Regions from separate parts of the Homo sapiens genome. Here region 2 is linked to region 1. The links are chromatin loops, found by intact Hi-C in ENCODE. Cell type or tissue: GM12878. All regions are shown on one strand. Links, peaks and the distances in the headings refer to the core of each region. The heading gives the core; the rest is flanking DNA.

Region 1 (4,000 bases), core at 1-4,000:
TATGGCTTAATCAGTGGCAAAGGGGTTTGATTTTTCTGCCTTGCGATATCCAGTAAAAACTTAAAAAAAAAATCCTTATTAGAACTACAGTTTTAAAAATTGTAAGTAAAAATAACTTCAAATCAAAGTTTGCTCACATCTCTTGGGGGAGGAGAGGTAAAAGATTGGTCAGCACGACACTGGATTGCCAGTCTCACATCATCTGCATCAACATTAGGTTTCTTAGCATGGCTCGAATAAATTTTTGCATCATCCAGAATTGTAGTCACATAACCTATAAGAACAAAACAATCTTTTCTTAAACATATGAAGACAGCTTAATATTTATGGCTACTTGTCTTAATAAAACTTTCCACTAATTTGTAGACGGTTTATAAATTTTGTGGGTTTTTGTAGAGACAGGGTCTCGCTATGTTGCCCAGGAAACTCCTGGCCTCCCCGCGACAGCCTCCCGAAGTGCTGAGATTACAGGTGTAAGCTACTGTGCTCAGCCTAAATGCTGATTTTAATAAGTAATTGTCCTGTCTATATGATCAGTTTTAAACAGATATCACAGTGTGAATACTACTGTCCCCTAGCTTGAGCTCCTTTCGTTCTTTAGGCTGAATTCTATGATACTGTTAACATAATTTGGTTGAAAATGTTCTTACAAGGCTGGGTGCGGTGGCTCACGCCTGTAATCCCAACACTTTGGGAGGCCGAGATGGGGGGATCACTTGAGTCAGTAGTTCGAGGCCAGCCTGGGCAATATGGCGAAACTCCCTTTCTACTAATAATACAACACTTAGCCGGGCGTGGTGGCAAGTGCCTGTAGTCCCAGCTCGGGAGGCTGAGGCACAAGAATCGCTTGAACCCAGGAGGCGGAGGCCGCAGTGAGCCAAGATCGCGCCACTGCCTTCTAGCCTGGGCAACAGCGAGTCCCTGTCTCAAAAAAGAAAATAAAAGAAAATGTTCTTACAATAAAAATATCTTTTCAAGTTCACAAGTTAGGCAAGTTTTTGGTGTTTCATTAACTTACGGAAAGCAAATTCCAACATTTGATTTATAACCCTTGGTTCATACTCTGTGATTCCCATATCCTTCAGGATCTGTGCCATCACCTGTGGATTCAAATAAAAACACCAGATGCAGAATTTGGTACTGGAAATCAAGGCTGCACTGAAGGGTAGTATTTATATTTATGATACAAGGTTCCCCTTCTTTGGGCTCCAAAGTCCTACTCACCCTTGCCCTCCCAAGTGAGTCAGTGATCACACGAAATCGCATAGTACGCTTTTGCAGAAAACTTTTATTTTTATTTTTTGGCGGGGTTGGGGGCGGGGTGTGGGGCAAAGAGAAGACAGAATTTGGCTTCTCCAGCAGAGGTAAGTAGCTCCAGCTGGTTGTCATTTTTGGCTGTGGCGGCGGGTTAAGGTAGCATCAGAACCCTGGACGCGGAGTCAGGGCTGGCAGATAGCTAGAGACGAGGGGGAGGCAGGGGCCCGAAGCCCAGGACACAAAGCTGGGCAGCCGTTCCGCAAGCTCCACTGGACCGCGACCCTCTGGCAAGACTTGGCCCAAGCGGCGAGATAGGGGCCCGGGGGCCAGGGCGCATCCCCATCACCCTCTCCTCCTGACGGCCCTGACTAGACTGAAACGAGCGTGCGAGCCGACCCTCAGGCCCTCAGCGTGGCCCCGCCTCGCAGGTCCCTGGCTGCACCTGGCTTCGCGATCCGCGGCTTATCCTTCGCACTTACCAAGGCATCTCTCGGAGCGTTCTTGGGAGGCGCCATCTTGCCCGACTCCATGTTATCCAGCCACTCGTCATCCGCGGAGACAGAGGAGAGAGGAGAGCTCGCGGGCTCCTCGCTCAGGCTCCACCCCTGCGGGGAGCGGGAGGAGGGAAACGGAAGGCGGGGTTACGTGCCAGCCGCCGGGGGCGGGAGTTTCAGCAAGCCGCTGGCCAGGGGAAGAGACGCGCTGGGGTGCCCGAGTTCAGTATTGGAAGAGGCAGGTAATCCTTCCCCATGGAGCCTGCTGGGGCCTGAAAGAAGTAGAGGGGCCGAGAAGCTCGACTTCCCAGAGTTGTTTCCCGGCAAAGGGCACCAAGTGGGCCAACCTCACCTTTGCGGGGGTCCCTCCTCACACCTCCACGGCTACCACCTTTGCCCCTTTCGGCCTCCCGGAATTCCAGACCCAGTCGGTGTTAGGGCTGCTTGGTCCAACACAGTTGGACCCGTTACGTTTGAATGTCACATCAACAAGGAATACATTTTTAGTATAAGTATATCCCAGATTTGCACAGGCCATACTTATGCTACGAAATAATTGTTCTGATATTCATATTTAACCGGGTGTCCTGGATTTTTATTAGCTAAATCTGACAATCCTACCCAATAGCTTGCTCTCCCCACAGCAAGACTTTGGTCAGCCCTTGTCACACTCAAAGCCCTACCGTGGCTGCCCATTTCACACTGATGAAAAACTAAAGCCTTCACTCGGCCCGTTAGAGACCCTCTAGCCTCTCTTGGCCCTGGAGCAGCTTCCTGTCTCCCCGCTGAGGCCAACACAGGACCCTTCCTTGCCTCCCAGTTACACCCTTCCCAGCCCCTCACCCACAGAACAGCCCGAATGACTTTTCGTGAGAACCTACCATCCAGCCCCAGTGACTTTCAAAAAATGTGCATCAGTTAACTATCTCTGGCTTAAAATGTCGCAGATAACTCATTCTTACCCTCCACATCCACCAACGCCCTAGGATTCTCCCTCAGGAACAGGAACCGTGACTCACCCAGGCCAGAAACGGAGCAGGCAGCCATGTTGGCGCTTTCCCTCACAATCCACACTCAACCTAGCAACAAGTCTTGTCCGGGTGACCTCCCAAAGTTCTATCCATGTCTCCACATCTCCATCCAGTGCTACTATGCTAACGAGTCCAAGCCAACATCCTTACCAAGATTACAGAAATATGCTCCCCAAATAGTGTCCCCCCACATTCCTTACACAGCTAGACGGACCTTTCAGTCATAAATCCAATCATTATTTTCCTTAAAACCCTCCAGTGGCTCTCCTCACAAACACTTACACAAATACATACTAATTTCCCAGGCTTAGCGGGTCCTTCAGTTTTGTGGCGCAGCTCACCTCATCAGACTCATCAGAATCAGCAGTCCACCTGGCCGCCATCTTGAAGTTTGGGCAGGAACTCCCCCCAACCAAGAACCATGTGTTCTCAATACATTGTTTCCAGTGAGAGCACGTGCTCCCACGCTGAGCTAGTGCCTTTCTCCACTCTTACTGTGGCCAACCTCTGTGTAAAACTAGTAACAGTCCCTTGCTTTTGAATATTTGCAAGGTACATTTAAAAATAGGTGGGGGCCAGGCACGGTGGCTCACGCCTGTAATCCCAGCACTTCGGGAGCCGAGGCGGGCGGATCACTTAACGTCAGGAGTTTGAGATCAGTTTGGCCAATGTGGTGAAACCCTGTCTCTACTAAAAATACAAAATGTAGCCGGGCATGGCAGGGCACGCCTATAGTCCCAGCTACTCAGGAGGCTGAGGCAGGACAATCGCTGGAACCCAGGAGGTGGACGTTGCAGTGAGTCGAGACTGCGCCACTGCACTCCAGCCTGGGCGACAGAGCGAGACTCCATCTCAGAAAAAGAAATAAAATAAAATAAAAATACGTGGTATATTTGCAAGGTACAACATTTAAGACTACTTTAAAATACCCTAGTAAAAGAAAGCCTCTCTCACCTGTTCCAGCCACTGATGTCACTTTCACAGATGGCACCATTGTTTATCAGTTTCTATTCTGTGCAATTTACAAATAGTATCTTGTTTATATATTTTTCCTCCCACTAGAATGGTACTATAGTCTTAGGGTGGCCAACCTTCAGAGAGCCAACCCAGGACATAGATGTGCTAGATGAAGAAAACCCATAACATATTATAAATAATTGTCCATATGTATCATTACTTAAGAATAAGTGTTCACTTGAAATTATATGTTTTTTATGT
Region 2 (11,184 bases), core at 7,185-11,184, 180 kb after region 1:
TTTGGCAAATAATTTATGGCTAAGTCCCTAAAATCAATTCCAACAAAAACAAAAATAAACAAGTAGAACCTAATTTAACTAAAGAATTTCTGCAAAGCAAAAGAAATTACCAACAAAGTAAATATACAGCTTACAGAATGGGAGAAAATATTTGCAAGCTGTACACCTGACAGAGGTCTAATATCCGGAATCTATAAGGAACATAAATCAACAAGCACAAAATAATCCAATTTAAAAATGGGGAAAGAACAGGAACAGACCCTTCTTAAAAGAAGATGTACAAGCAACCAACAAACATAAAAAATACTCAACATCACTAATCACCAGAGAAATGCAAATTAAAACCACAGTAAAATACCATCTCATAACAGTCAAAATGGCAATTAGTAAAAAGCTAGAAAATAACAGATGCTGGTGAGGCTGTGGAGAAAAGAGAGTGCTTATACACTGTTAGTGGGAATGCAAACTAGTTCAGTCACTATGGAAAGCAGTTTGGAGATTTGTTGAAAAACTTTAAATGGAACTCTATTTGACTCAGCAACCCCACTAGTGGCTATATAGCCAAGGGAAAATAATTAAGTCTATCAAAAATACATCCATGCACATATTCATCAAACTGCTATTCACAATGGCAAAGATGTGGAATCAACATAAATGGCCATCAATGATAGACTGGTTAAAGAAAATGTGGTACATATATACCATGAAGTACTATGCAGCTATATAAAAAAACAAAATCATGTCCTTTGCAGCAAGATGGACGGAGCTGGAGGCAATTATTCTAAGCAAATTAACATAGGAACAGAAAACCAAACACCACATTTCCTTGCTTACAAGTGGGAGCTAAATATTGAATACATATAGACATAAATATTGGAACAATGGACACTGGAGACTACCTGATGGGGGAGAAAGGGAAGTGGGCATGGGCTGAAAAAATACCTATTGGGTACTATGTTCCCTACCTGGGTGTTGAGATCATTTGTACCCCAAACCTCAGCATTATGCAGTATACTCATATAACAAACTGCACAATGTACCCCTTAATCTAAATAAAAGTTGAAACCAGAAAAAATAAAATTAGCAACAATAGAATGCAACCAAAATAATAGCTAAAAGTAAAATTATGAAGAAATTTAATAGATTGGCAGAAAAGGGAGAGCACAAAAGACTTGAAGACTCACTGAGATGTATGAACTGGTGTAGTGGTAAAAGGGGGTGTCTGAAAGTCTATGGGCTTTAGTCAGAGTGTTGTACATTGGAGTTCCAAATTTCAGTTCTGTGGTGACAAATAAGGCCCTGGACGTGGGCATGGAATGAGTAACCAAGATGGAATGTGAATGGACATTGTTTCAGATAAGGTGGTAAGAAAAATTGAAGTCAGTTTGTTGGGTTGGTTGTTCACATGGAAGATGACGTTACCAAAGTGATCATATAATTTAGGGGGTAGAGAGGAGAACTGTCTAAGAGGTTGACAGACGATGTGAATAAGAAAGATTAGAGGGTGACATAGATGAATGTCTTTTTGCATTATGGTAGAAAAGTAATGATTTAGAGTAGCATCAGCGAGCCAAGAGACAGCTAATAGATTCTGGCTCACAGTATATGGGATGTAGAAAAATAAGCAGCACACTTTTGATGAGAAAGACCAAGGTTAGCTTAAGGCAAGGACACGGTGAGAGAATTATTTGAAGAGGTTTAGGACATAGGAGAATTTACTCATAATGGAAAGGGTGTTTCAGAAGGCACAGTAAATAAAGGGTTAGAAAGGTCAGATGTGGAAGAATTAGGAGGAAGGAAGTACAGTGTATTCTCAGGATGTTAGAACCTTGGAGAACACTTGACTAGAGAGTTGATGATTCACCCACAGAATTCAAATTTCTGTTTTCACTTAATTTGTCTCTAGCTCTTCTTTGTACTTTTCAAAAATAGTAATTGTATCAGAGGATGGAGCAAGAAGGCAGAATGGAAGGCTCCACCAATTGTCTTCCCTGCAGGTATGTCACTTTAACAACTAGCTACAAAAAAATCACCTTCACAAGAACCAAAAATTAGGTGAGTACTCATAGTACCTGGTTTTAATTTCATATTGCAGAAAGAGGCACTAAAAAGGTAGAAAAAACAGCTTTGAATTACCAATGCCACTAATCTCCTATTCCCTAGCAGTGACAGTGTGGTGGGAAGAGTGTTTCTGTGTGCCAGAGAGGGAGAGTGCAGAAATTGTGAGGCATTGAACTCAGTGCTGTCCTATTAGAGCAGAAAGAAGAACTGGATGAAACTCAACTGACACCTGCCCACAGAGAGAGCATTTAAACCAGCCTTAGTCAGGGGAGAATTACTCACTCCAACAGTCAGAACTTGAGTTCCTGCATGCCTTGCCACCAGGGGTAAAGTGCCCTGGGGCTCTAAATAATCTTGAAAGGCAGCCTAGGCTGCAAGGACTGCAACTCCTAGGAACGTCCTAGTGCTAAACTGTGCCCAGATACAGTGGACTAGAGAAGCATGTGACCTACAGAGACACCAACCAGGCCAAGAGAGCGCTTATATCATCCTTCTTCTTATCCCAGGCTGCACAGCTTGCAAGTCCAAAATAGATGCCTTCCTTCTGCTTGAAGAGACAAAAGAGAAAAGTGGGGAGGACTTTATCTTGCATCTTGGATACCACCTCATCCATAGCAGGATAGGGCACCTGTTAGAGCTATGAGGCCCCCTTTCCAGGCCCTAGCTCCTGAATGACATTTCTAGACATACTCTGAAGGGAACCTGCTGCCTTGAAGGGAAGGACCTAGTCCTGGCAACACTCATCACCGGCCAACTGAAGAGCCCTTGGGCCTTGAATAAACAGAAATGATATCCAGGTACATTGCTGATGGTCTTTGGTGACACAGAGCTGCTGGCTTCAGGTGAAACAGCATATTCCAAGCTCTGGTGGCTGAGGCAAGATTCCTTCTGCTTCGGAAGGGAGAGAAAAAAGTGAGGGGAATTTGGTCTTACACCTTATATGCCAGCTTGGCCACAGGGAGGTAGACCACCAAATGACCTCGCAGGGTCCTCAAATCAAGTATATGGCTCTCATATGGCATTTCTGTATGTTTCTTGGGCTGGAAGGGAGCCTACTGTTCTGTAGGGTGAGTCCCAGGCTGGGCAGCATTGACTACAAGCTGACTGAAGGGAACTTGGCCCTTAAGGGAACATTGGTGGTAGTCTGGCAGTAGTCTCCATGGGTCTATAGTTATGGTGGCCATGAGATGAGGCTTCTCTGCTTTGGAATGGGGAGGGAAGAGTGGGAAGGACTGCATTTTGTAATTTGAGTGCCAACTCAGGTGCAGTGCAATAGCACACCAGGTAGACATCTAAGCATTTTGATTCTAGTCCCTGACTCCTGAACGGCACCACAGGACCCACCCAAAGAATGGGGAAACTTACTACTATTAAGAGAGGGACACAAGCCTGGCTGGGTTTACCACCTGCTGATTATAGATCCCCAGGGCCTTGAGTAAACATAGACAGTAGCCAGGGAGTGGTTACAGCAGGCCTGGGGTGATACCCAGTGCTGTGCTGACCCAGCACAGTCATAGTGGTGGTAGCCACAGGGATGCTTGTGTCACTCCACCCTCAGCTTTAGGTGGTTCACGATGGAGAGACAGAGAGACTACATTTGTTTGTAAGAAAGTAAGGGAAGAGAACAAGAATCTCTGCCTGGCAATCTGTAGAATTTTCCCACATCTTATCCAAGACCATCAAGGTAAAAGTAGCAGTGGGAAGAGCCTTATAGGCGCTCCCATTATCCAGCTTGAGCCCAGTGAAGCCATCCCTGACTGTATGTCACAGGGGCCTTTGGGGAACGCACCCAGTGGAATTAGGGAGGGGTCACAGGGTGTAAGAAGTTTCCAACTGGATTTTGCAACAATTTCAACTGGGCACTAACTTTCTTGAGCAAAAGCCAGGGAGCAAATGGGAACTGCTGCAGATATGAATGCAGGAGCCACAGCTGACACTGTGGGCAGATAGGAAGGGGTGAGACCTGAAAGCCAAGTTTGCTTGCTCAGCGGGGAAGCTTATGGCCTGGGAAAAGTTCTGAGTTCTGCAAAAGCAAGCTGCCTGGATCTAAACTTGGCACCATTAGTGGAGCACTATAGGAGCGAGGCTGGCCTTGCCAACTGTGTGGGAGGTGGGTGAGGCCTTTCACTACCAGCTATCCCCCACTTCTCTTGTGAACTATATGGCACAATAGAACCAATGGAACAGAATAGAGAACCCCAAAATAAAGCCAAATACTTACAGTCAACTGATCTTCAACAAAGCAAACAAAAACATAAACTGGGAAAGGACATCCTATTCAGAAAATGTTGCTGAAATAATTGGCAAGCCACACGTAGAAGAATGAAACTGGATCCTTGTCTTTCACTTTACACAAAAATCAACTCAAGATGTATCAAATACTTAAATCTAAGACCCAAAACCATAAAAACTCTAAAAAATAACATTGGAAAAATTCTTCTAGATGTCGGCTAAGGCAGACTTCATGACCAAGAACCCAAAAGCAAATACAACAAAAACAACAATAAATAGATGAGACAAATTTAAACTAAAAGAATTCTGCACAGCAAAAGAAATAATTAGTACAGTAAACAGACAACCCACAGAATGGGAGAAAATATTTGCAAACTATGCATCTGACAAACAACTAATATCCAAAGTCTACAACAACTCAAATAAATCAGCAAGAAAAAAACAAATAATCCCATCACAAAGTGGAAAAGGGACATGTATAGACAATTCTCAAAAGAAGATATACAAATGACCAACAAACATATGACAAAATACTCAACATCACTAATTATCTGGGAAATGCAAATTAAAACCACAATGAGATACTGCCTTACTCCTACAAGACTTAATTAAAAAATTAAAAAATAATAGATGTTGGCATGGGTGTGGTGAAAAGGGAATACTTTTACACTGCTGGTGGAAATGTAAACTAGTACAACTACTATGGAAAACAGTATGGAAATTACTTAAAGAACTAAAAGTGGAATTATCATTTGATCCAGCAATACTACTATTGGGTTTCTACCCAAAGGAAAAGAAGTCATTATATGAAAAAGACACATGCACATGCATGTTTATAGTAGCACTATTCACACTTGCAAAAATATGGAACCAGCCTAAATGCCCATCAACCAATGACTGTATAAAAAATGTTGTATATCTACACCATAGAATACTACTCAGCCATAAAAATAAATGAAATTATGGCATTTGCAGCAATCTGGACAGAGTTGGAGACCATTATTCTAAGTGAAGTAGATCAGGAATGGAAAACCAAACATTTATATATTCTCCCTTATATGTGGGAGCTAAGCTATGAGGATGCAAAGATGTAAGAATGATATAATGGACTTTGGGGACTCGGGGAAGGGTGGGAAGGGAGTGAGGGCTAAAAGACTACACATTGCGTACAGTGTACACTGCCTGGGTGATGGGAGCACTGAAATGTCAGAAATCATCACCAAAGAACTTATGCATGTAACCAGAAACCACCTGTTCCCCCAATACTATTAAAATTAAATTTAAAAGGCCTAGAGACAGAAATACCATTCGACACAGTAACCCCATTACTGGGTATATACCTGAAGGAATATAAATTCTTCTATTATAAGGACACATGCATGTGTATGTTCATTGCAGTACTATTCACAATAGCAAAGACATGGAATCAACCTACATGCCCATCAATGGTAGACTGAATAAAGAAAATGTGTCACATATACACCATGGAATACTATGCAGACACAAAAAGGAATGAGATTATGTCCTTTGTAGGGACATGGATGGAACTGGAGCCCATTATTCTTAGCAAACTAATGCAGGAACAGAAAATCAAACACCGCATATTCTCACTTATAAGTGATAGCTAAATGATGAGCACTCATGGACACATATAAGGGAACAACACACACTGGGGCCTATTGGAGGGCGGAGGATGGGAAGAGGGAGAGGATCAGGAAAAATAACTAAGGGATATTAGGTTTAATACCTTGGTGACAAAATAATCTGTACAACAAACCCCATTTACCTATGTAACAAACCTGCACATCCTGCACATGTACCCCTGAACTTAAGAAGAAGTTAAAAATAAAAAGAAAACTTTCATGCAAATAACAAATCTCTGTCCACCACAGCCACAAATGACTTACCTAAACTTTAGTCTATCATTTTCAGCTGCTTATTAGATTGCTCTACTTGGATCTCTTGTCCTTTAAAAAATTTCAAACATATTTTCAGATAAAACAACCTTCTCTTCAAAATTAACTTCCCCACCTTATGTTTCTATTTTTTCAATGACAGTAATAGTCTTCCAGTAAGTCAGGCATAGAACCTGGCAGTCATCTTTGACTCCACCCTATCCTTATTTTATCCCTCGAGTCCTGTTGATTCTTATTTTGCAATGCCTCCTGACCCTTTGTTTCTTTTTTTTTTTTTTAACCAACTTAGTTCAGCATCCTTATCTCATTATGCCTTAGCTACTTGAAGGTGATCTATGCATCCTCTTTCACACTTAAATAATCAAGAGGTGAACCTGGCAAATTTATACTTATACTTCAAGATTTAGGTTGAAGTTATCATTCTCTATGAATACTCCCATGTGCATGGTTCATTTATTACAGTGCTGTAATTACTCTTTTTTTAAAGTTGTTTAGTTTTCTTTTTTTTATTATACTTTAAGTTTTAGGGTACATGTACACAACGTGCAGGTTTGTTACATATGTATACATGTGCCATGTTGGTGTGCTGCACCCATTAACTCGTCATTTAACATTAGGTATATCTCTTAATGCTATCCCTCCCCCCTCCCCCCACCCCACAACAGGCCCCAGTGTGTGATATTCCCCTTCCTGTGTCCATGTGTTCTCATCGTTCAATTCCTACCTATGAGTGAGAACATGCAGTGTTTGGTTTTTTGTCCTTGCGTTAGTTTGCTGAGAATGATGGTTTCCGGCTTCATCCCTGTCCCTACAAAAGACATGAACTCATCATTTTTTATGGCTGCATAGTATTCCATGGTGTATATGTGCCACATTTTCTTAATCCAGTCTATCATTGTTGGACATTTGGGTTGGTTCCAAGTCTTTGCTATTGTGAATAGTGCCACAATAAACATATGTGTGCATGTGTCTTTATAGCAGCATGATTTATAATCCTTTGGGTATATACCCAGTAATGGGATGGCTAGGTCAAATGGTATTTCTAGTTTTAGATCCCTGAGGAATCGCCACAGACTTCCACAATGGTTGGACTGCTTTACAAACCCACCAACAGTGTAAAAGTGTTCCTATTTCTCCACATCCTCTCCAGCATCTGTTGTTTCCTTACTTTTTAATGATTGCCATTCTAAGTGGTGTGAGATGGTATCTCATTGTGGTTTTGATTTGCATTTCTCTGATGGCCAGTGATGATGAGCATTTTTTCATGTGTCTGTTGGCTGCATAAATGTCTTCTTTTGAGAAGTGTCTGTTCATATCCTTCGCCCACTTTTTGATGGGGTTGTTTTTTTCTTGTACATTTGTTTGAGTTCATTGTAGATTCTGGATATTGGCCCTTTGTCAGATGAGTAGATTGCAAAAATTTTCTCCCATTCTATAGGTTGCCTATTCACTCTGATGGTAGTTTCTTTTGCTGTGCAGAAGCTCTTTAGTTTAATTAGATCCCATTTGTCAATTTCGGCTTTTGTTGCCATTGCTTTTGGTGTTTTAGACATGAAGTACTTGCCCATGCCTATGTCCTGAATGGTATTGCCTATGTTTTCTTCTAGGGTTTTTATGGTTTTAGGTCTAATATTTAAGTCTTTAATCCATCTTGAATTAATTTTTGTATAAGGTGTAAGGAAGGGATCCAGTTTCAGCTTTCTGCATATGGCTAGCCAGTTTTCCCAGCACCATTTATTAAATAGGGAATCCTTTCCCCATTGCTTGTTTTTTGTCAGGTTTGTGAAAGATCAGATAGTTGTAGATATGTGGCATTATTTCTGAGGGCTCTGTTCTGTTCCATTGGTCTATATCTCTGTTTTGCTACCAGTACCATGTTGTTTTGGTTACTATAGCCTTGTAGTATAGTTTGAAGTTGGGTAGCGTGATGCCTCCAGCTTTCTCCTTTTGGCTTAGGATTGACTTGGCAATGCGGGCTCTTTTTTGGTTCCATATGAACTTTAAAGTAGTTGTTTCCAATTCTGTGAAGAAAGTCATTGGTAGCTTCATGGGGATGGCATTGAATCTATAAATTACCTTGGGCAGTATGGCCATTTTCACGATCTTGATTCTTCCTACCCATGAGCATGGAATGTTCTTCCATTTGTTTGTATCCTCTTTTATTTCATTGAGCAGCGGTTTGTAGTTCTCCTTGAAGAGGTCCTTCACATCCCTTGTAAGTTGGATTCCTAGGTATTTTATTCTCTTTGAAGCAATTGTGAATGGGAGTTCACTCATGATTTGGCTCTCTGTTTTTCTGTTATTGCTGTAATTACTCTTTTTGCTTACATGTCTGTCACACCCATTTAGACAGTAAGCTCATAGCTCATTAGTAGCAGTGAGTTGCTTTCTTCATTTTTTGCTCTTTTCCTCTCCTAATTGGGCAACTTTGAAGAGTAACTTTGTGGTCTTAAGAGCTTTTGAGTAATAGAGCATCTAATTTCCCAGGGTGGATGTCTAGGATCAGAGGAAGGAGCACGTGTGTGTGTGTGTGTGTGTGTGTGTGTGTGTGTGTGTAAGTGCAGGTGCTGTTATGCAAGAATCTAAATAATGGTGTAAAGTGATAGTAAAATGTGGATATATCTAGTAGGGTAGAATCTATTTAAAAGAAGCCTGAAAATTCACAGAGTGCAGGGGACCATGACTCATGGATGGGCATTTTACAAATCACCAGAGAAGAAAGGAAAGGGGGTGGAGCAGATTGAATCTACACATTTGGGCAGAAAGGGAGGCAAAGATCTTAAAACAAAGACGGCATAGCGGTGGCTCATGCCTGTAATCCCAGCGCTTTGGGAGACCAAGGTGAGTGAATCACCTGAGGTCGGGAGTTTGAGACCAGCGTGACCAACATGGAGAAACACCATCTCTCCTAAAAATACAAAATTAGCTGGGCGTGGTGGCACATGCCTGTAATCCCAGCTACTCAGGAGGCTGAGGCAGGAGAACTGCTTGAACCCGGGAGGCGGAGGCTGTGGTGAGCCGAGATTTTACCATTGCACTCCAGCTTGGGCAACAAGAGTGAAACCCTGTCTCAAAAAAAAAAAAAAAGGCATAAGTGGTCTGGTGGGGCTGGAGGAGAGTTCAAAAGTGCCATATTTCAGAGACTAATGGAAATGCAAAGACTCAAGGATGTGTTTGATTATAGGGTCCGAATGAGACTGATGGGTGTTTTTGGATTGAACCAATAGCAGAGACAAAAAGATTAAATCAGTATCTGGATGTACTTTCATGATTCTATTAAGTTATACGCCTGCCAAGATTTCCTTTACCTTTCTAGTAAATGCTAGCATGCACTGGAGAGTCTGTATGTGTTGGAGGAGTGCCAACAGGAGTGGGGTGATGAAGGCAGGGCCAAAGCAGAAGAGGAAGTGGGGAGGCTGGGACTCAGGGCTCCTAAAACCGATACTTCCTCTTCTGCTGCTGAGCAGTGGCAGGATGCAGAAAACATATTTAAAGAGGGTGCAGCTCAGTGGAGCCCTGTTTTTATTTGACCAACTCCCCAGTGCCCTCTTTCCTCCTCTCCATGTAGCCTATTATTGTCAAATGAAAAAAAGTTGGTTGTGCCATCCTGTAATTCTGAGCTCAGGGAGGTTAGGGACAATGCTGTATTAATCTTTTGATACAGTAGACACTCATTAATGTTTGTTGAATCAATATCTGAATGAATAGGAGAGTCAACAAATATGAATGTTTTGTAAATTACAAAGCTCTTTAAAATGTAAATTTTTATTATTCTCTTTCTTATTCATATAAGGCTCACCTACTTTGACCACACCACCCCACAATCATATCTCTCTTTGCACATAGGAAAATGTGTATTTGATGTTTATTGAGTGATTGTTTATTGATTGACTACAGTAAAGCTACTCATCCTCTATGGAGATTTAATCTACAAACCATCAGGCTATGCTAATGATCCCAGTGACTTTCTTCCATCGTAGTAAAAGATTTGGGGGAGGAGGGCAGAATGATCCTTCCGTCTGTGATCACTTTAGCCCTATCATTACAATAAGTAGCTTTCTTACTTCATATTTCCAGGGATGTGCTGCTCACAGGGATATGCTTTTTGGGAATACATTTCCAAGGATATGTATTCTCATTGGTATTAAAAACTATGGGGGAACTGATACTTCGTTGCTGACAGCTCTCAGGTGTTTCTTCTGTAGTCTCTTATTCTCCTTAAGAGGAGAACGTCAAACCCATCAATTCAGGCCATTCTGTTGTCAGACAGTTGGAATCTAAGCACATGACACTGTCAAACCAAAAAGGACCTTGGACTGTGGCATTCAGAACTAATGACAGTGTGTCCCCTTCCATTGTACTGTGCCAAAAATGCTTTATCCTGTGTAATCAGATTAAAAGGATGCATAAGACCAGAACTTAAGGGAAATGAAAGTTAACAAAAGGCAATAGAGATCTTGAGGAGTGCATGAGTGTGGGTGACAGTGTATAGTGGAGGATACTTTCACCCCTAGTTTGGGTGATAGAAATGTGTTGCAACCTACACACATACTTTTGAACTTTTTGTAAAGCACTAAGTAGAGGGCCTTTTTCCAGGAATACCTCTATAACTCTCTACCTAATTACCAGCAGCTTGGAATCCTCTGATGTTCTGAGGTCATTGCTTACAGCTAACTCTGAGGCCTGCTTCTATCATCTTGGCATTTAGATGTCTGGCTCTTGCAAAAGAGTTGTTCTCTAGGAGATTGCTTTTTATTTAAGGCCCTTTGTCTTAAGTAAGAATTCAAATTCAGATCAAACACAAATGGTAACCAATTTGGAATGAAAAGAAGCCTTATTACCTTCTGAGGCCTGAGTATTTCCTAGGAACTTTGGAATAAGTATGTAAGACACATCTGAGATGTTTGAGTGTTGTTATTATTAGCTCAATTCTACTTAGCTTGGTGAATCCATGACAACACAAAGACAACCCTTT

What was found. A loop is a pair of places that touch in the nucleus more often than their neighbours do. Peaks named below come from ENCODE experiments on the same cell type or tissue, not always from the same donor. Only the 100,000 strongest peaks of a DNase experiment are listed, where the experiment ranks them.
Region 2: it touches region 1 in a loop (3-fold over the local background); 5 of 110 quality-filtered maps call a loop at or near these places.

Annotation. Positions count from the first base shown.
Region 1 is chrX:78,137,825-78,141,824 of GRCh38, forward strand. TAF9B (TATA-box binding protein associated factor 9b) reads right to left here and starts at 1,826. Exons shown (of 7, transcript NM_015975.5): 1 at 1,737-1,826; 2 at 1,019-1,100; 3 at 138-274; 4 at 1-59. The coding sequence starts at 1,787. RefSeq lists an enhancer at 1,515-1,824. In GM12878, for the core only: no CTCF peak of the experiment used is centred there; a DNase peak (open chromatin) is centred at 1,837; H3K4me3 peaks cover 1,075 bases; H3K27ac peaks cover 903 bases.
Region 2 is chrX:78,312,410-78,323,593 of GRCh38, forward strand. All of the region lies in intron 1 of CYSLTR1 (cysteinyl leukotriene receptor 1), which reads right to left. Among named protein-coding and RNA genes, the nearest start is that of CYSLTR1, 9.6 kb to the right of the region's middle. RefSeq lists an enhancer at 10,566-10,655. In GM12878, for the core only: no CTCF peak of the experiment used is centred there; a DNase peak (open chromatin) is centred at 9,590; H3K4me3 peaks cover 543 bases; H3K27ac peaks cover 769 bases.